2 separate regions of the Mus musculus genome follow, and region 1 is linked to region 2. A link is a loop called in an ENCODE intact Hi-C map of the cell type or tissue named here. Cell type or tissue: left cerebral cortex. All regions are shown on one strand.

Evidence for each region. A loop is a pair of places that touch in the nucleus more often than their neighbours do. Peaks named below come from ENCODE experiments on the same cell type or tissue, not always from the same donor. Only the 100,000 strongest peaks of a DNase experiment are listed, where the experiment ranks them.
Region 1: a loop joins it to region 2, with 5 times the contacts of the local background. A loop is called at or near these places in 2 of 42 quality-filtered maps.

What each region holds. Positions count from the first base shown.
Region 1 is chr14:93,233,865-93,241,864 of GRCm38, forward strand. All of the region lies in intron 4 of Pcdh9 (protocadherin 9), which reads right to left. Among named protein-coding and RNA genes, the nearest start is that of Gm23509, 100 kb to the left of the region's middle. In left cerebral cortex, a CTCF peak has its summit at 4,939; a DNase peak (open chromatin) is centred at 2,581.
Region 2 is chr14:93,185,866-93,193,865 of GRCm38, forward strand. The region is part of intron 4 of Pcdh9 (protocadherin 9); the gene reads right to left. Among named protein-coding and RNA genes, the nearest start is that of Gm23509, 52 kb to the left of the region's middle. In left cerebral cortex, no CTCF peak of the experiment used is centred here; a DNase peak (open chromatin) is centred at 3,854.

The DNA of each region.
Region 1 (8,000 bases), 48 kb after region 2:
AAGCAATATTTCCCCATTAATGTTTAGTATTAAACAGTGAATGAAAGACTAAATATCATACGGAAAAACAAATTGAAAACAGCACAGTAGGGTTTAGGGTAAGCAGCCAACAGCCTCCCCTTCATTTGGAAGACAGCTTGGATACCTATTCCAAAGATTAATGAGCAATCAGTTCTAAATTAAACCAAGACCTGCATTTAAATCTTTTTTCATGTCTTTTGAAAACACCGCTTTGAGTTGCACTAACTGAGATAAAATACAGTATTAGCCTTTCCATGTGTTGTGTAACGTGGTTAGAAACATGAAAGATTGTTTCTGAAACATTTCCTTCATATTTTTTTTATCATTTTTTTCCTTGCACAATTTGAAAGGAAATGGGCCATGATGAGGTCGGCAGTCTCTGCCACAAGATGCAGAATTGTGCTCTCTGTCAGTCACTCAAAAAACAGTCACCTCTTTGAAGATGGAATAAGAAAACTGCTTTTATGAACATCACACATTCTTTCAGAGCTTGCAAAAGCAGAATTTCAATTTTATAAAAACTGTCAGAAGAAGCACCTTTCTGTGAGGGCACAGATACTGTTACAGTAAGTGAAAATGTGGTCGAGACCAGTGTTGTGCTGAGTCTTCAGGACACTGACAACAAGACTGATCTGTACCACATTGGAAAACATTTTATATCCAGTCAGGCTTAGTTTTACACTCCACATGATCAAACCCTTACTATGTGAAATTGTTGCTAGGGGAAGTCCGTTGTCAGGACCAAACATAAGAAAAATAAAAGAGGAGGTACTAACTGTTCTAACCATGAAATTGTTTACTGCGAGGCAATGCATATGTTACTTAGCAACATCTACTCATCCTACTGTGGGTTTTAGATGACAGACAGAGAGTAGTTACATTTAAATGTCTGGATGTGCAATTAAAAACTGATAAAGGAAAGCATATTTAACAAAGCAAGCACATTACTGAGGTATCTTTATTGAGCATTTTAACATATGATATCTCTTCTAAGACCTGCAAATAGAGGTACATTTTTATACCTTATTTTTGTGCAAGAATAACCACATTTTTCTAGTATTAATTCCATATTTTTCATTAAACTCGAAGAAAAAATATAACATGATAAACTTTTGTTTATTATGCTAAAAGTTTTCTATATATTAGTCACAGAATAATAATTAATAGGGGCATTTTAAACCAATTTGTATCAGGAATTTCCAGAGACTCAATGGAAGCTTGTGCCAAAATACAAGGAAGTCCTATATTTATTTTTGTTTCAGAAAACACCACAGATCTGTTTATAACTATGTAGCCTATGCTACATAGACTGCAAAGTTATATAAACATGGTGAGTGGTAGGAGCAGGAAATGTGATGGTTTGAATGAAAATCCAAATAAAATTGCCTGGTATCCATTATTAAGGAGATACAGTAACTACAAAATTGAGTATGGTGAAAAGCTGTTTCAATTGCTTCTGAAAAAAATAAATTCCACATACCCTACAAATACTTTCAAGAGACTGAGTGAACGCCCAATAAGAATTCCATTCCCTGACCATGGCTTACGAAGTAAACTGGGAGGTTCTAGCTTGCGCAGTGAGTTTCAGAACTGGAGATGAAGTCTTTTGAGTTTCCCATGAGTAAATGCAACTCAAATGAGACGTATCCTACTAAAAGAAGCACACCAGAGACACATGGAAGGAAAAAGAAAGAGGAATTGTGATCACGGAAGCAGAAGTTAGAGGGACAGCTGCAACTCAGACTATGTGCTGCCTCCAGGCATGTCACCAATAAAGCAGAACTTTCACTAATAACCCTGTAGGGATTAAAACACTGCTATCAAGTTGTTGATAATTTCTTGTTCCTAGGAGCATATTAGAGGGCCATCAAGATGCCAAGTAGTCATGCTGGCAATTTAGAAGATGAAGAAGGAGAGTAAGTCCAAGATTATCCTTTAAAAGTATTATTATTATTATTATTATTATTATTATTATTATCATTATCATCATCATCATCATCATCAGTAATTTCATCTCCAAACTTCATGGCTATTCTACTTCGTTACTGATAAACAGCATAAGGTCGTGCGGTCATAGTGAGTCTTAGTGCCTGACTTTGGCATCAGAGTCCAAAAAGAGAAGGCATAGTGATGATAGAGTCTGACTTCAAATTGTCATTCGATCAAATGAGGTAAGGTGGACTCTAAGCAAGTTGTTGGAAAGTACACTCCTACTTCACCTCATTCTTTGATTTGCTCTTTCAGTCCCTTCACCTTTCTGTGAAAATGCTCCATCATTATTCCCCATCTCCATCCTCATCATCAGCATTGTGAGAATTTACAATCATATGGCACTTACATTATGCTACCATACTGTATAACACGTACTCATTTCATTTTCAGAGTAATCCTGAAAAATAGGCACTATTGTTTCGACTTTGATACAGGTGAGCCACTGAGAGACTTGCCCAAAGAAAGAAGGTGATAAGGGAAAAATGAACTGACAATAGAGTTGCTGAAAACTACAGTGACTCATTTGCGTAGCAGCATCTGGCATTCTTCAAGGAGCATGGTTATTTCCCTGAGCTCAGATGCAAATGATTTTAACATATACACAAAAGATATATGATGAGTCAAGAGATGCAGTAGAATAATTCACACACCTTCCGCTCTATAGGGATGAGGGGCAGAGCCAGTGAGGATAGCAAATGTAAGGAGAAAGAGAGTAACTAGCACTACTTCTGTGTATAATACTTCTTTCCTTACTGTTTAGAAAATATTTGATAGAGTGCAGACTCCCTACAGCCAGTCTTTGAACCTCAATTTCTTTGCAGAAACATAGTAAGGTAATCCTTTCCAAAGATGCTGTTTTTAAATTATGTATCTATTTATTTTATGTGGATGATCTTGACTGTGTTGATGTGCACCATGTACATACAAGTGATGACTGTAGTTGTAAGAGGGAGTAGGGAATCCTGTCACTGAAGATTCAGGCATCTGGAAGCAACTTTATGGGTACTGGGAAACCAATTTTCAAGTACACATGTAATCAGCACTGTTACCTGTTAACCTATCACTTGGAAACCAGTTGGTTATGTTTTTTACTTGTAAGATAAAACATGTGAAAATATATTTAAGCTTAAAATGATGTACCCAACAGAATGTTCTTACAGGTTTAAAACTGAATACATCTCCTACTATAAGTTGAATTCCAATTAATGCTGCCTCTATTGCTGATCAGAGTCATGTGATCAGAAGCAGCAAAGCTAAATCACACTAAAGAATGATTAAATATGTGTTGTTATTCAGATCTCAAGTAGAAAGTGGAGAGAAGCAAGTTAATAAAGGGTGAAAGTGTGTTTTAAAGATTTCATAATTTTTTGTTACTAAGAAGAACTTGCAAAATACTTTTTCACAGACTTTATAAGCTCTAGTATTCATTAAAAGCAAAGAACTGAAATCAACCAAAATATTTGAAAATATTCCATATGTAATTGATTCCGTATGTACAAAAACATTTAGAAATCATATACAATAATTACTGAATTTATTTGAGTGAAATTCCTTGGGCATCAGAAATTCCAAACAATTTATTCATTACACTTCATTTAATGTAATATCTGCATTTATTCTGCCACAGGAAAATAACAATTCCTTTTGACATTAGTGCTTCAGAACACTTAACTCTAGAACAGTCATCAGCACCATTATATTCCATAAATTTGAGAAACAATACTGAAAGATACAAATAGGATTATCTCTCATAGTAAAACTGTACAACCGAGGGAAACTTAAAAGTGCAGAAAGGGAGATACTTTGTAGTTCTCCATCTGCAAAAATTAACATTCAGACTAGATGAAGAATTCAAAACTTTCATATGAAATATATAACTTAAGATGGGTAAGTCATATGGGTAGACATCGACTCTCCACACTGAAATATAAATGGAATACAAGTATGTGCAATTGTTTGATATTAGTAGTCATCCAGAAAAGTTAATGTCAAGTTCAATGAGTTGTCTCACTCAAATTAGTATTATATATTAGTATGTCTTAATCAGCATCAAGACAGCTTAAATTAAATAAATACCTAACGATGTGAAATAAAGGCAATTTGCACAGTGTGGTTTAAAGTAGTAGAGATTTATGCAGGGTAGGGTGGAGTGTCCCTTTAAATTACATATCCATTTTATGGGACATCTTCAGGGTGAATATCATCAGAACAAGAAAGAGGTTACAAAGTGCTAATATGTATTACTGCATTATTCATATCAGTGAGGACTTAAAATCAACCAATATTCTTAACAAGTGCACGAATGGATAAAGAAATTATAGTGTGATTGTGTGTGTGTACATGTGTGTGTGTGTGTATACCGTACAACCAGTTGAACATTTCTGACCCATTAGAAAAATAACATCCATTCTTTTGAAGGGAACATGAACCTAGAGGATACTGTATTCTTGATTTCCTACTTGAATGCTTAAAGCAACTTGAGCTGATGTAATAAAGTGATTACTAAAGTCTGGAACTGTATTACAATGTGTGTGTTGATAAAGGGATTGGTCAGATGTCCTATAAGCCTGTGTAGAAATATTCACACTAATCTGAATTAATGTGCAATGCCATTATCATACTTTTGGGAAAACTAAAATAAAGACATAATAATTTTAAAATTCATTTGAAAGAAGAGACAAGCAAATGTGACAAATTCCAAGCCTTATTTCACTATTCAGTGAACAGAGAATATTCATAGTGATATTATAATTTAGACCTGTAGGATGGCATAGAGAAATATGAAATTACAAAGCTATTAATAAAAAAACCTGAAGAGAGAAAAAAAAAGCAAAGTGAGACACACAACACCCCTAGTGCTAAATCAGGTCTCCTGGGAGAAGACAGATGCCCAAAGTGGCCACAAGGAGTTTCGAGTAAATCAAGCAGACCCTTGTAAGTTTCAAAGTGATACATTGCAAGTGAGTAAGATCTAGAGACTAGATCTTTAAAAGTAGATTTATTGTTTTATTATTTTATTCTTTATCTTTGTTAGATTCTTTATTTAAAAATAGGGTAAATTTCTGTTTGAAATCGCAAGTGTGTGTGTGTGCATGCACGTGTGTGTGTGTGTTTATATTCCACATGTAACAAAATTCTCACAATCCATTAGTTTGTTGTTACTATGAATTTGAGAATTAATGTCAGACAAATTCTCTTTTGTTTTCCTTTATTTTGAAGTTGATTTTAACTACCTGCTCATGATCACCAACCATATCATCCCTGAGTTATCCCCAAGTTTCCCATCACTTTAGAGTTCCTTTGAATTCTTCCCTTATCAATTCTGGTTTTGTGTGTTCAAAAGCATGCACTTTTCACGTTCATACACAACCTATCCCTTCCTCCTGGTTTTTGTTCCTGTGTAATTTCACAACAAAACAAATCCAGGAGCGCAGGGCAGACCCTTCTTTAGCGGGCTCACTCATTTCTGCTTAGTCAGATTCTCTTAAGACGTGCAATGGTTCTCTCTTTTGTGAGTCAAACCATTACCATTTGGCTTCTATACACAACACACAATCCTTCAAACCTCAGGCATCTTATCTTTGTTCCCCCGAGATACCTTGAAACCAGCATGTCCAAAATAGAGATTGCTGTGTCGACCTTGTGGTATAAGCTAACACTGTGTTATTCCTGACTCAGTCCTCATGCACATCCCACATGTCTTTAGATGCCCACTCTGGAGCAGCACCTGAATCTTCGGGTCCATATCCATCCCCAGTGTAGCATGTTTCTGCATATGGCACATTCTACAACTCGTTAATTGGGCATCGTTCTGACATCTCCTGTGGAAAGTTGGCCTCACATTACTCCTTCCTGTTTGGCAGGGCTGAGGCACCAACTTGGACAAGACTGTTGTTTAGTAAAAACAAATAGTGTTAAGATCTATGAAGTAAGTCAGTTCTCCATTGCCATCAAAAAGAGGGAAGTGTACTCAGTAACTGGAATCTTTGTACTGTATACTCTTTAGAGACAGGATAATGTTATTTCACTATGAAATATGCAAGCACAGAGGAAGAACACCCGAGATTTGATTTTAAAATGCTGGGTAAGGCAAAAAAAAAATCTGTACAGCCCAAGGTTCAGAGTTATTTTAAATTGAAATGCCTAAAATCAATATATATTTAAGTTAAATTGTTAGTTTCCTTGCGAAAGGCATGTCTCTGTCTCTCTGCGTCTGTTTCTGTCTCTGTCTCTCCATTTTGCAAATATACTATTTAATTCACTTTAATTTATTCCTTGATGCATTGGATATTCAGAGATAAATCTCATCTTATCCAAAGTAACCACAGGTGCCTTTTTTTTTTTAAATGATATTCTGTTTTGCTCCTGTGGAGTTACAGGCACTTGAAACAAAATGATATATAACTTAGTATAAAATTTGTATTCTCAACAAGGGGATCTCTTTATGTTCTAAACGTAAAAAATGATTGATTTGAATGAAAACACTTTTATTGTGAATGGCATTTAAAAGATAAATCATTGATACTTTCTCTGTCACCAGCAGATGGCCATGGGATGTCAATAGTGCATCAATAGACTTGAACAGCTGTCGCTGTGAGCAAGAGGCCTTGAGTGACAGTCAAGCCTGAGGAGGAGCTTCACTCACTATGATCTCCTAGACATGGGCGGGGCTGGGATGCCAAAGATGACTGAAGATAAAGGCAATCTGTTTTCAGAAGGCCATCAGTTTACAGGCCATCTCTTGGAGAACACAGCTAAGTATTTCAAATATATATCTGTACTGTCATTTGCTTCCCTATTTAATAAGCATGCACAGTTTACTGTATTAAACTTTCATGGAAAATATAGACAGACAGTATTTTATTTAAATTATTTAGACAAAATGAAGGGAAGAAAAAAAAACCCTCAACATACAAATATCTAACTTTGTATTAATTTTCTTTAAATTAAAAAAGTTGTACTCTCCTTTATCTTTAAATTCAACATTTTGTGCATGTGATATAAATTGTGGATAGTCATTGGAATCATAAGCAATTGTTTTCTTCCTCCCTGCATTGAATATTTCAATCTCCTTTTTTGTTTTTTTTTTTTGTTTGTTTTTTTTTTTTTTTGTTTTTACATTACTGACGTGATGATAATGGAAGTCTATTTGAGTATATTTCTAATGCCTAGAATAAAAGTTTTTAATCTCCTTTGCCTTTGAATATTAAAATTGAACAACAGATTGTCTGGTGAATCCCATAAGGTCAATAGTTTATAAGGATTACTTTTTTCTATTCTATTTTTAAGGATATGTAAAAACAGTGTTCCAAGCATGTGAACGACTCAGAACCAATCACATAGTTCAAACAGGAACTAGTATCATAAATATTGAAAGAGAAAATTATAACAGAAAGGGATACAGCACAGGCAAGAGGAAATAAAGTTGGCCAGGAGAGAACAATTAAAGAATTTTATACATATCTTAAACTGTCATAGCACAAAATTTATTAATACATATTATAACATTTTGAATGTTTTCATCACAATAAAAAGAAATGTCTTTGAAATGAACCAGTAACCTAAATATCCAGAGCTAATAAATATATAAGGTAAAACATTCCATTTTCTACCAAATGTGCATCCATTATACGTTAAAGAAAAGATCTATCTTTCATGTAAAACATCATTTTTTTAATTAAAGAAAAGTTATTAGGCACTAAAACTTTATTTCTGTGTTTACAGACATGTTTCTTAATACATGTGAAACAAATACATTTAGAGTGCTTAATTTTTTGAGTTACTAAATATATGATGATTCCTCAAAAGAAAATACACAAGATGCTATTATATCAAAAGTAGTCATGTAAATAACAATTACTATCTAGTCATAAGACATGGCAATAGTGGCAGAGGAGCGCTATTTATTATCACACCTGTCTTCAACATCTCTCAGACCTGCATTAGAAACAAATGGCCGATGAAGTGAAAGTTTGGTCCCTTTGTAG
Region 2 (8,000 bases):
CAGTTCAGTGTTCAGTTATTCAAAGTTAATTGCATATCTAATTACAAATGTTCTGTCTCTGAAAGAGTAATTGACAATCATAATCTGCCGCCTCCTACTCGATCTCCCAAATTAAGCAAAATCTAAAATCTTTTCTTCTGTATAAGGTTTGAAAGATATCCAAAGCAAAAGCTATTAGCAAAGACACTTCACAAAATATTGTATCAAAATCACAAGTCATTCTGAGGAACATATACACATGAACAAGTAAAACAAAAAAGAAACACAAAGCTCCTGTGTTAAATAACCCATCTTGCTAGCGAAAGCCAGAAATTCTATGGCTTGACTACTTTTATCTTTTTGCAGATAAAGGGTGAATTTATTATTTTGTAATGTACTTGCCTACATGAAATAATAAAGGTCAAACTATGCCCAAAGTAATAATGATATTCAAAGCTCTTTTGGCTGGTGATATACAAATATAGAATGTTCCTTTAACAGTGGGCCTTTTTTCTTTTTCTTTGTCTTATAATCTTATTCTGCTTACAGCAGTCTCCTTGTATGGCTCTTCTACTTCCAGGATAAAATCTGAAAACCACGAATATCCACCATGCAGAGAAAGCAAAGGCTCTCGGGACACTTTGTGATACAATTCCCCCTCATTTTTTACCACTCAAAAGTGAGCTACCCTGAAATACTTGGTTTACGGAATAGTTGAAACAAAGTGAATGGTAATGTACACTCCAATTCTCATAAAGGCTTCTGAGTAAAGCCAAGACGTGTCACAGGATGACTGATAAATTAGAGCCTCCACTCCAGCGGGTTCTGTATGGGGAAAATGCAGAGTAACTTAAAAGAGTTATGGACTAGAAACACCAGAGATACACAAAACACAGCAATTTGATAGTATCAGCATAACTGACATTTCTATGACATCATTTATTTTTGTATTCTTTAACTTTTAATCCATTATATATTAGATTACTTCTGACTACTCTTGAGTATATTAGATTAATTTGAGATTTTAGACTAAGTCACCTTCTTAATACTGAACAAAATTAATTTCAAACTGTAGCCAACATATATGTATACACAAATACACATAGGCTTGCCTTAACAATTGATAAAAAGAGCTCATGAATTTCATGGCATACAGGTCAGAGTTTATGGAAGGATTTGAAGGGCAGAAAAGAAAGGGATAAATATTGTAATACAAATACATCAAATATAAACAACAACAACAACTAAAACAGGCAACATCTTGAGATCAATAATGTGAAATGAAGTTAAAAGTTTATTGCGAAAATAAAATAAAAAATAATGTAAAAGGATGGTCCTGTGTTATTTACCTATACTTTCTATGCGTCTCTCTTTGCTTCTGACTCAACTGGACATCAATGATCGTTATCTTCCAGATGTTTAGTCCAGGTGGAATTTCTGGACACTATAGAGGTTCTCTATGATTTTAGGGGTAATGTAATCACTATGTCTGGTGATAGAAAAATTATTCTTTGTAACGTACATGAAAATCTATGAAATCGACAATTTTGTTGAAACTCATTAATTCATCTGAAATACACAGAAGTATGCAGAAGTGTCTGCTTTGAACTTGTTCATTGAGTTCTTTTTTTTTAAATGGGTAAACTACACAAAAGGATATATGTTGGCTTCATTTGAAATTTTCTCTTATAGGAATACATAAATACCATAAAGGAATCGTAGATTTGAGTAAACTAGGGTCAAAGAAGAGAATATCTATGCAATCACAAAGAAGAGAATATCTATGCAATCAGAAAAAAATGGCCTCACCAAAGAAACAGTAGTCTGAAAGTGTGTGTGCCCAGTGATTTCATACTATTTATTTGAATAGCTCAGAAGGCCCTTAATAGAGATTTAAGCACTAGAAATTCATATCACTTGTGTATACTCATGTTTGTCGTTGTACTTACAAACACTCCTTTCATTTGAACGTATTTGGTTTTTGTTTATGTAATGTATGGACAGAATTAGAAGTATTAGGTAGTGTAAATCATAATAATGTTGGAGACAGAAAAGTAAACTTCTATTTCTCTACTATCTTTGGCATATGAGATTTCAGAAAGTTTTGTTAGAAAAGTCAATTATTTGAATAGCTTTTCTGGCACTGATATTGAGAAACTCAAATGCAGTCACTTGATAATAGTTATAGAGTAACATGAAAGGATTTTATTAATGCACAAATAGTTTGCCCAATAATACAATCTAGCTTCATATCACAGGTGAAGATTCTGAATAAACATGTATTTTTAAATCCAAACTCTGCTCCCAGAATTGTCCTTGGATTCTGTTAATTTTATTTCCTTTTCTGTAGATACATTATTAAAATAATTGAGTTATTTGTAGGGGTTGGTAAAATCACATAGAATGAAATAAATTGACTACTGTTTTGTGAAAGATACTTTATAATATTTGTTACACATTGACTAAAGGATTCCTAGATATGTACATGTAACCTTCACAGATCTGCCATTGCATTCCATGTAAAATGTGTCTGCAATCTGTGTTATTTATGTGGTCACAAAATCAATTGTGAAACACTGATATCTGTCACTTTAAAAAAAAAATCCATTCTGCTGGAAAGTGGAATAGAAAGGCGGATGATGGATTTGAAGCTGTTCAGTCCTGACAGTTAAACAGTGTTCTTGAAAAGTTGAATTATGGCTTGGGGAAAACTGGAAGCTACTTTCATTTTCTGTTTCTCCACTCTCCCCAGCCCCCCAATTCGTCTCTTGTTGATTTTTAACCAGACTATCCAACCATTAAAGTATTTCCAGTGATAAAGGATCAATCTATAGTGTTGATTGTAGTGTTAATAATTGCATCACCTACTACTGTCTGTAAACTTGAACCTTAAAGGTTGATGAATTATTTCCTAATATTGCAATTGTCTCACAAATTAATTACAGTTTTTCAAATTAGAAAATGTTACAATTATAAAATAATACATGGAACTGCTAAAGGTAGATGATTACATTTCTTTCACAGGTTTTACTGAGCCTCTACCATGCACATATATCAACCTGAAAAGTCCCAATTCATCCTTATCAACATTAAGATTTGGACTTCATATGTTGGAGGAAAAACTTATTTGGAATATTTAGAGTATGATTACAGAATGTCAAAATGTATGACTAAGTACATAATCTAAGTGTACTGTAGAACCCACACTCGCCCCTTATGTTTGCACATATGGGGATATGTGACATGCAATTAATATTCAGAATTTTGCCTAGGTATATACTATACAAGCTTTAAAATTAACATATATATGAATTATATATATGAACATATATGGAATATATATATGTGTGTGTGTGTGTACATATATATATATAATTATTTTGCCTTTATGGACATTTTGTCTTATACATTAATTAGGCCTGTGAAATGATTGCTGCACCCTTAACAAGTTTATATAATATAATTATTTTTCATTTGACAAAATTACTTTGTCAATTTCCATTTTATAGAATGTGTGGAATATATACAAAAGAAGCAATATGGCTTTTCGTGGAAGTAATTAAAAGAATTATATGCCTGTGAATGATGTAAAACTTTTTGAAAACAAAATCTGCAGTCATTTTAGTGAAATCCAGGAATACACCATTTACATTACCACTAACTTCTCTTGAGTTGAACTGAGCAGTTTTTCAGTTTGGTTTATTAATAAGGAAAAAAAGGCAGTAATGAAAACCATAATAAAATAAAGCAGCACACTAAGATCAGGGAACCCTTTATGCAAAGCAAAGGTGTCCCATCCAGGGCCAACGCTGGCTGTGCTAATCCATGCTGCAGTGATGTCATCATGAGAGCTGTGTCAAGCCGATGAGAATGGGAAGCAGAAGCAAAGCTGAGTTGATGCAGAGCTACAGCTTTCAAAGGTTTCACATGAGAACATTGTGTTAAACCGTGGTGATTTTAGGGATTAGTTATACTATAACCAAGTTCTAACACTGAGCATCAATGGCATGCATTTCTCAGATGAAAATGTCAAATTTAAAAAAGAGGAATCGAGACAACAACGAATCCTCAGGGAAATATGTAAGGAACCTCGTGATACAGACTTGTTCCAAGAGAGATCAGCATCTCAAGACAAACATGATGAAATTTTGTCCTAATAAACCTGATTTACTAGTTAGACTTGAGCCCATTAACTGGTAACTGAGGATCAAATGTACTCCCTTGCAAAACAAATGCCAAAGATACCACTAAGCATGCATAAATACGTGATTTTTAACACACTGACAAATCATGAGGAAGAATTGTATGACACCTATATATCAAGCAGACTACATGGAGAAATTTTGAAAATTTTTCAGTAATTGTCATTGAAGAGAAATTACATAACCTATAATCATCTAAAATATTTATAGTAAATTCAATAAAGATAGAAAAATAACTTATGCAAACACAATTATTTATAATTATTTTTCCCTTAACCTTTAGTGGTCTTCAATTTTTTATTGGATATTTTCTTAATTTACATTTCAAATGTTATCTCCTTTCCCATTTCCCACCTCCAGAAACCCTCTATCCCTTCCCCCTCCCCCTGCTTCTATGAGGGTGTTCCTCAACCATCCTACCTACTCCTGCATCCCCACTCTTGCATTCCCCTACACTGGGGCATTGAGACTTCTCAGGAACAAGGGCCTCTTCTCCCACTGATGCCCAGCAAGGCCATCCTCTGCTACACATGTGGATGGAGTCATGGGTCCCTCCATGTATACTTCTTGGTTGGTGGTTTAGTCCTGGGAGCTCTGGGAGGTCTGGTTGGTTGATATTGTTGTTCCTCCTATGGGCTGCGAATCTCTTCACCTCCTTCAGTCCTTTCTCTAACTTCTCCATTGGGGATCCCAAGCTCAGTCCAATGGTTGGATGCAAGCATTCGCCTCTGTATTTGACAGGCTCAGGCAGAGCCTCTCTGGAGACAGCTATAACAGGTTCCTGAGAGCATGCACCACTTCTTCTTCTTCTTCTTCTTCTTCTTCTTCTTCTTCTTCTTCTTCTTCTTCTTCTTCTTCTTCTTCTTCTTCTTCTTCTTCTTCTTCTTCTTCTTCTTCTTCTTCTTCTTCTTCTTCTTCTTCTTTTAATTAGGTATTTTCCTCATTTACATTTCCAATGCTATCCCAAAAATCCCCCATACCCACCCCCCAACTCCCCTACCTACCCAATCCCCCTTTTTGGCCCTAGCGTTCCCCTGTACTGGGGCATATAAAGTTTGCAAGTCCAATGGGCCTCTCTTTCCAGTGATGGCCTACAAGGCCATCTTTTGATACCTATGCAGCTAGAGTCAAGAGCTCCTTCTTAGCATTCACAATAATGTCTGCGTTTGGTGACTGTATATGGGATGGATATCCAGGTGGGGAAGTCTCTGGATGGCCTTTCCTTCAGTCTCTGCTCCACACTTTTTCTCTGTATTTGCTCCCATGAACATTATGTTCCCCTTCTAAGAAGGACCAAAGCACCCACACTTTGGTCTTCCTTCTTCTTGAGTTTCATGTGCTCTGTGAATTATATCTTGGGTATTCTGAGCTTTTGAGCTAATATCCACGTATCAATGAGTACATACCATGAGTGTTCTTCTGCGATGTGTGTACCTCACTTAGGATAATATTTTCTAGTTCCATCCATTTGCCTAAGAACTTCATAAATTCATTGTTTTTAATAGCTGAGTAGTATGCCATTGTGTAAATGTAACTCATTTTCTATATCCATTCTTCTGTTGAGGGACATCTGGGTACTTTCCAGCTTCTGGCTATTATAATAAGGCTACTGTGAATGTAGTGAAGCATGTGTTTTTGTTATGTGTCGGGGCATATTCTGAGTATATGCACAGGAGTGGTATAGCTTGGTCCTCAGGTAACACTATGTCCAATTTTCTGAGGAACCTCCAAACTGATTTCCAGAGTGCTTGTACCAGCTTGCAATCCCACCAACAATGGAGGAGTGTTTTTTAATCTTGAGTATTTTAGACTTTAATCACCTCCAGTTGAAAAAAAAGTGTACTGAGACTAATTTAAGTCTTATACTTTTTTTTTTTTTAAATTCTATTCTTTGGAGTTATTGACAGTGATCTTCATTACTAGGGCTTGACTGATGCACTATGCTTTATAATTATGCCAAATAACATAGTATTGCCTCCTTTTCACATCTGTCACTGATTTACTTACTTAGATAGATATATACAAGATATGTATATATACTTGTAGCATATTTTGGTAAGGTTTATTTTATTTTTGACTACATGTATTTCTGAGTGTTTCTGTATCCTTACTTACCTGTGATTATAGAGGTTTGTAGGGGCTAGAAACCAGTTGTTTACCTCCCAACCTAGATGAGGGGAACTGAACTATTCATGTTATTAATTGCTTGCTCCTGCATATCTCTAGGAACAGCACAATTTCATAATATGTACTTGTGTGTATTTAAATCCAGTTCAAAACCTATAAAGACATGTCTGTGATGTTTGTTTCTGTAACGACTGTTTCATAATTTTTTTTACTGCCCAAATTGATTTACTTCTTCATCAGTTACATGCACTCTTGATAAGTTAAAATATAGCCAGTATCTGTCACAAAGACACAACTGTCTTGTCTTTAAAAACTTCAAACAATTATGCAAATGTATAATGATTCTGTTGACTGAACACAAAGAATGGGTAGAGGTATCCTGTCGTTTGCATCCCTTCTGTGTACTTCCAAAGAGAAGTTGTGCGTGCTTGATACAAGGCCACAACTTAGAAACTTGTTCTTCACAAAAGAACATCTGTTGCCATTAATACTACTGAGATTTTTAGTCTTAGTCTTTCATCAATGAGCTCAAGGGAGCAGTTTTTGTCTAGCTCCTGTGAAGGCTTTCTCTGTAGGCCAAAGTGCTTAGTGCTGTCTTACTGGAAGGCTTTATTTGGTGACATTTTCAGTGTCTCATCTTGTAGCTATCTATCTTCACGTTTGTCATCAGGTGACTACTTGACAACTACTTTCCTAAGGCCTCAAGAACCTGAAATGATCTTTGAAATGGAAGGCATGAAGTTTAGCAGAATCTTTTAAGGTTTACACTTAGGTCATTCCTGCACTGCATGGTTTAGTTTTTAGTTTTATTTAGTCAATCTAAGAGTTTAAATGGTTTTTAATAGGTGAAATAGTCATAAATAGTGTCTTAAATATATTTGTCAATCTCTAAATCTCTAACTTGCTCAACTACTGCTTAACAAATAAACCAAAACACATAAAGCTTAGAATATCTTCAAACTCCTCTCCCTCTCCCTCTCTCCTTCTCCTGCTCCCTCTCTCTCTCCCTCTCCCTCTCCCTTTTCCCCCTCTCTCCCTCACTTTCTCCCTCTCCCTTTCCCCCCTCCCTCTCCCTCTCTCTCACACACACATACATACAGATAAACTGATACACTCACATCCATAGAAAACAAATATGAATAAAGATAGAACATCTGACTTAACTAAGCTTTTCTCTTGTAGGTAAAAGTAAAATATCAATAAAATTATTTCTTTGGTCAGAACCTTCTGTGACATTTCTTTGCCCAGCATGTGGGTTCCTGCCTCTGGCTAGACTCTAAAGAGCCACAGCTTGTCTCTAAGATAGCCTACAGATTCTTTTAGTTAATTATCTTCAGTGGCTAGGGAAGAGATATTCTCTCACTTTGTGGCATTAATTTTACAGATTTCTTCTTTACTTCTTTTCAACAGCTACTTAAACCTGAAACTAAACCTCATTAAATACTTACTGAGTCCTAGAAAAAACAGACCTTTCTTTTGCCTTTGTTCATGTTCTGTTTCAGGAAAACAAACTTGAATGAGACTCAAATATATGGATTTTGTTTGATGGCTCTATATATTTTCTTCTTAGACAGTTTGTAAGGATTATTTGGCTGAAAGCACTATACAAAACCTAATGAGAACCTGGCTTTTAAATATAGACCCTGTTTAAAAAAGGTTTGCTTAGGTTTTGAAACAGAAAGACAGAGACTG